Linked DNA regions of Homo sapiens: region 2 is linked to region 1. Evidence: read pairs that join two places in POLR2A ChIA-PET (ENCODE). Cell type or tissue: PC-9. All regions are shown on one strand. Links, peaks and the distances in the headings refer to the core of each region. The heading gives the core; the rest is flanking DNA.

Region 1 (2,917 bases), core at 128-2,627:
CTTTAGGAGGCTGAGGTGGGAGGATCCCCTGAACCCAGGAGTTCGAGACTAGCCTAGGCAACATGGAGAAACTCTGTCTCTACAAAAAATACAAAAATTAGCCAGGCAGGCTGGGCATGGTGGCTCACGCCTATAATCCCAGCACTTTGGGAGGCCAAGGTGGGCAGATCACCTGAGGTCAGGAGTTCGAGACCAGCCTGGCCAACATGGTGAAATCCCATCTCTACTAAAAATACAAAAATTAGCTGGGCATGGTGGCAGGTTCTTGTAATCCCAGCTACTTGGGAGGCTGAGGCAGGAGAATCGCTTGAACCCAGGAGACAGAAGTTGCAGTGAGCCGAGATCACGCCACTGCACTCCAGCCTGGGCTACAAGAGTGAAACTCCTTCTCAAAAAAACAAAAACAAAAATTAGCTAGGCATGGTGGTGAGGCTAACATGGGAGGATCACTTGGGTCCGGAAGGCAGAGGTTGCAGTGAGCTGAGATTGTGCCACTGCACTCCAGCCTGGGCGACAGAGCAAGACCTTGTCAAGAAAAAAAAAAAAGAAAAGGAGAAAGGAGAAAGAAAGAAAGGAAAGAAAGGAAAGAAAGGAAAAGAAAGAAAGAAGAAAGAAAAGAAAAGAAAAGAAAAGAAAGGAAAAGAAGCTACCAAATTTTCCAGTGTGGCTGTACCTTTTATTTATTTATTTATTTTTTTTGAGACAGAGTTCACTCTTGTTGCCCAGACTGGAGTGCAATGGCACAATTTCGGCTCACCACAACATCCGCCTCCTGGGTTCAAGAGATTCTCCTGCCTCAGCCTCCTGAGTAGCTGGGATTACCGGCATGCGCCACCACACCAGGCTAATTTTGTATTTTTAGTAGAGATAGGGTTTCTCCATGTTGATCAGGCTGGTCTTGAACTCCCGACCTCAGGTGATCCACTCGCCTCAGCCTCCCAAAGTGCTGGGATTACAGGCGTGAGCCACCATGCCCAGCCATGGCTGTACCATTTTACACTGCCATCAGCAATGTACAAGAGATCTGGTTGCCCCTCATCCTTTTCAGCACTTGTTATTATCAATGTTTTAAAAAACTTTAGCCATCAGTGTTTAGAGATATCTAAACATAGCTTTCGTTTGTATTTCCCTAATGGTTAATGATCTTGAATATCTATCCATGTGCTTATTTGCCATCTGTATTAGATTTGTTTTTAATATATTTTATTCAATTGTAATTTTACATAATTTAATTTGTAATAATGACTGTCTTTAACAACTGGCTCATAAAATTCCTGAAAATTTCACAATCAGCTATTGCGAGCCAGAGCAAGCTGGCTCCAGCACACCCCTTCATCTGTCTGGCTGAGGTCTCCGTGGCCTCTGGGCAGCTCTCAGGCAATGACTGAGCAAAGAGGTGGAATGAGGCCTCACCATTTCCCCTCAAGGCAGGATTCCTTTCTGGACAGTCTGCTCAGAGCATCGCCATTTGACAGCTCTCCCTGCCCAATTCTGCCTTTCTTTCACAGGGGCTGTTCCTGATAAACTTCCCCAACCGTAACTCTCTATGCATGTTTCCTGGCGAGCCCAGCCAGCACAGAAATTCTGTCTAGTGACACGGCAGCCTTTCTGCCTCTGCCACCGCTGATTTCACTGCCACACTCGCTTAGGCCCTTTGAGCTCCTCACCTAGAAAAACGCACATCAGCCCAGAGGCGCCACTATCTCAGCAGTCCGAGCCCACGCAATGCTCCCGGAGCTGGGCCAGTGGGCGCCTCAACCCCGATTCACCTATGTGCACTGCTGTGTGGTGAGAGTGGTTCCCTGGGTCATTCTCTGGCACAACCTAAAAGTGGAAGTGCAGAAATCTCAATGTCCCGAGGAGGTGATGGCTGTGGTTGAGCTCAGTTGGGGTGGAATGTCCATGATGGTTTTTTCACATGGCTGGTTGACTAATGCTGGTTACTGACCAGGAGCTCAGCTGGGGCTGTTGACTCAGGAGCACCTACACATGGCCTGTCTGTGTGGTTTGGGCTTCTCACAGCCTGGGGCCCCAAGAGTGAACGTTCCAAGAACAAGCCTTTCAAGAGGGAACAAATGGAATCTGCATTTCTCTCAAGGCTAGACCCAGAACTAACACAGGATCACTTGCAACATGTTTTTATTGGTTAATCAGTCATAAGACAAGCTTTTTGTCAAGGGAGGAGGTAATAAACACCAACTCTCAATGGAGAGAGTGAAAAAGAATTTATTGCCATCTTTAATGTACTACAACACCATTAAGAGAATGTAACAGCAGCGGCCGGGCCTGGTGGCTCATGCCTGTAATCCCAGCACTTTGGGAGGCTGAGGTGGGTGGATCATGAGGTCAGGAGTTCGAGACCAGCCTGGCCAAGATGGTGAAACCCCGTCTCTACTAAAAATACAAAAATTAGCCGAGCGCGGTGGTGGGCGCCTGTAATCCCAGCCACTCGGGAGGCTGAGGCAGGAGATTGCTCGAACCCAGGAGGTGGAGGTTGCAGTGAGCTGAGATCATGCCACTGCACTCTAGCCTGGGCAACAGAGCAATACTCTGTCCAAAAAAAAAAAAAAAAAAAAGAATATAACAGCAAAGCACTGGAATATTTTTTATTTTTTCCTTTTTTTTTTTTTTTTTCCTGAGACAGGGTCTGGCTCTGTTGCCCAGACTGGAATGCGTGGCACGATCACAGTTCACTACAACATCCACCTCCGGGGCTCAAGCGATCTTCCCACCTCAGCCTCCTGAGTAGCTGGGACTACAGGCACACATCACCATGCCTGGCTTATTTTTGTATTTTTTTGGTAGAGACACAGTTTTGCCATGTTGCCCAGGTTGGTTTTGAACTGGGCTCAAGTGATCTGCCCGCCTCAGCCTCCCAAAGTGTTAGGATTATAGGCATGAGCCACCATGCCCAGCC
Region 2 (2,917 bases), core at 12-2,511, 120 kb after region 1:
ATTTCTGTACTTTAAAAATTCTACAGTAAAGCAGCAGTGAACTTGGTTGACAACTCCAGTCTGACTTGATAGTCTGTAGCGGCACAAAAAAGTACGCTTCAGTGTACTTCTTAGTCAAATCTAGCAGTTTATAGTAGGAACAGCAAAACTGGTGGTTCCCCGTAGGAATCACATCGATAATGTTTAACTCATGTTAACACTGTGCTCAGCCATTTAGACTAACTTGGAGAAATATTTGTTGACTAAAATTGTCTTTCTGAGTTTAAATTTGATTATTTGTAGTGCAAAACATCTGTGTAGGGGTAAAAGGTTTTATATATATATATATATATATTTGTTTGGTTCAGAAGACTTGACAGTTATAAGACATTTTAAACTCTAGTCATGTAACTAGTCATACCTGTTGGAGGCATATGATTGCAAATTATAAAAATAAACTTTAAGTAATGCTTTTGATGCAAATAAATTATTTAGCTACAGAAAATAAATCAGAACAAAGTGGAATACTTTATTCCACCACCAGCAGCTCTAGCTGGAGTCTGTACTACTCCCTGTTTAACATATAGGCACTCTGCTGGGTGACTAAGGTGGATTTGGTCCCATGTGTTAATTTCCTAATAGCTATCAATAACCAGTTGAGGAGATTTGTGAGAGTGAAGCTTTTGTTTATCAGCATTCATACTTCTGAATACTTTGAGGTGCTAGAGTAATAATAGCTAGCAATCGTAAAATAAATGAAAATATTGGAAGGACCTAGTGGTTTTTTTGTTGTTGTTGTTAAAGAAGTAAAAGAATAGTAAACTTAAAGCATTTGTGTTTTGAGATGGGGTCTCCTTGTGTTGCCCAGGCTGGTCTTGAATTCCTGGGCTCGAGCAGTCCTCCCAAGTAGCTGGAATTACATGTCAATGCCCCCACACCCACATTCTGAACATTTTATTTTTAAGTGAGGGATAGCTACATATTTTTTTTTTTTTTACCAGCAGGAAGTCATATATAATTCTCTTCACAGACTTTCTTTCCTCTGAATTCTTATTAATAGAATCTTACTTAGTGCAGCCTCTCCCAAATATTGTCATGGTTAGTTTATTCCCAGGTTTCTGTTCAGTTAAACTATTTGATTAAAATGTCAAAGTAGATGAAACAAATCATAGTCTCTCAGTTCCTCAATTTTCTACTCTGTAAAATAGGATTAACATCCTTTTAAGGGAATTGTTCTGTGGCTTGTTATGTGTAATAATGTTTTTAAATGCTTTTAAAACTTTTATTCTGGGCATATAGCAATTTTTGAGCCTGTATTTCTTAAAATGTCATCTGAACAAGATTCACATACTTTTCAGATTATACAACTTTTGGGAAAAGACTAAATCTACAGAAGTAATATTTTCACCTTGTTTCTTTAAGATAACTACTTATCGTTCTCCCTTCTATATTTCATAGTGATCAAGTTGTTCCTGCAGCACAGTCTTCACCTATAAACTGTGAGAAGAGAGAAAACTTGTTACCATTTGTGGGACTGAATAATCTCGGCAATACTTGCTATCTTAATAGTATACTTCAGGTAAATTGACAATTTTGCTATATCATAAAGCTTTAGTAGGCAAAGATTGATGTAGCATTTAATGTTTTTGAGTTATTGGAGGACTTTAATGTCCATACTGTCTTTGCCTTTGATTGTTAATAAACCAGAATAGGCTAAAATAATAAGTTACATGTTATTAAACTTCCTTTGGGGTAAGAGAAAATGATAGACTAAATAAAGGTGGGATAGCAAAATTGAGTAGACCTTAAGTGGAAGGTCAAACCTTTAATTTCTTTCTCTGATTCCTGGTGCTACAGTGTGATATATGTCTTATCCCTTGGAAGTAACGTTGGCATTGTGTTGTGTGTCCGTTGGCGCTGTGTTGTGTGTCCTTGTAACCTTAAAGTCTTAGCAATATCTGCCCAGGTGCAGTGCTTTGTGCTAATGAGGGAAGACACTGGGCTACTACTGATGAAGTGGAGAACAAATTTTGACACAAAACTTAATCTCAGAATTTTAGGGTAATACATGTTAAAAGTGCTCTATAGAAAGCATGATGTTGTTTTAATGATTTTACGTGTATTGTTTGTTCAGTAAACACTTAAGACAATCTCACTTTTTATAGGTATTATATTTTTGTCCCGGTTTTAAATCTGGAGTAAAGCACTTATTTAATATTATTTCAAGGAAGAAAGAAGCTCTAAAGGATGAAGCCAATCAAAAAGACAAGGTAAGAAAAATAAAGAACAGAAAATAATGTAAAAAGCAAAAGTAAATTAATGGAAATTTACTTGCCTGGAAATGAAGAGGACTGGGGGGGTGGATGACAAAGATTATTTCTCTGTTAGCGAGCTATTGTCAGGCAATTATTTTTCATTCTTTCAAGGTGGCTAACTAGATAATTCCCTTTTACAATGTTTGCTCCTGTAATCTGTGTATCAAACTTTTGTTACTTGTATACTATATATTACTGTATACTATAATCACAATATGTTATACCCATGTACAACTTATTTACCCATTGTGTTTTCAAATTGAGTTAAAATTTAAATACAGTGTATTTAAAGAAATCTTTAACTTCCATAATTAAAAAACCATTGTAATTCACATAAATAGTAATTCATAATTCCTCTTAAAATTACAAAAAAGACCAGACGTGGTGGCTCATGCCTGTAATCCCAGCAGTTTGGGAGGTCAAGGTGGGTGGTGGATTGCTTGAGCGCAAGAGTTTGAGACCAGCCTGGGTAACATGGCAAGACCCTGTCTTTACTAAAAATACAAAAACTAGTAGGGCGTCATGGTGTGAGCCTGTAGTTCCAGCTAATTGGGAGGCTGAGGTGGAGGATTGCTTGAGCCCAGGAGGTTGAGGCTCCAGTGAGCCGCGATCAAGCCACTGCA

The links. Peaks named below come from ENCODE experiments on the same cell type or tissue, not always from the same donor. Only the 100,000 strongest peaks of a DNase experiment are listed, where the experiment ranks them.
Region 2: POLR2A ChIA-PET joins it to region 1 with 6 read pairs; 5 of 35 experiments call an interaction of 5 or more read pairs at or near these places.

The regions. Positions count from the first base shown.
Region 1 is chr1:62,323,918-62,326,834 of GRCh38, forward strand. No RefSeq gene overlaps it. Among named protein-coding and RNA genes, the nearest start is that of KANK4, 5.9 kb to the left of the region's middle. In PC-9, for the core only: no CTCF peak of the experiment used is centred there; DNase peaks (open chromatin) are centred at 1,384 and 1,964.
Region 2 is chr1:62,440,051-62,442,967 of GRCh38, forward strand. It overlaps USP1 (ubiquitin specific peptidase 1), which reads left to right. Exons shown (of 9, transcript NM_003368.5): 3 at 1,438-1,558; 4 at 2,145-2,249. Among named protein-coding and RNA genes, the nearest start is that of USP1, 4.5 kb to the left of the region's middle. RefSeq lists an enhancer at 1-48. In PC-9, for the core only: no CTCF peak of the experiment used is centred there; no DNase peak of the experiment used is centred there; H3K4me3 peaks cover 158 bases.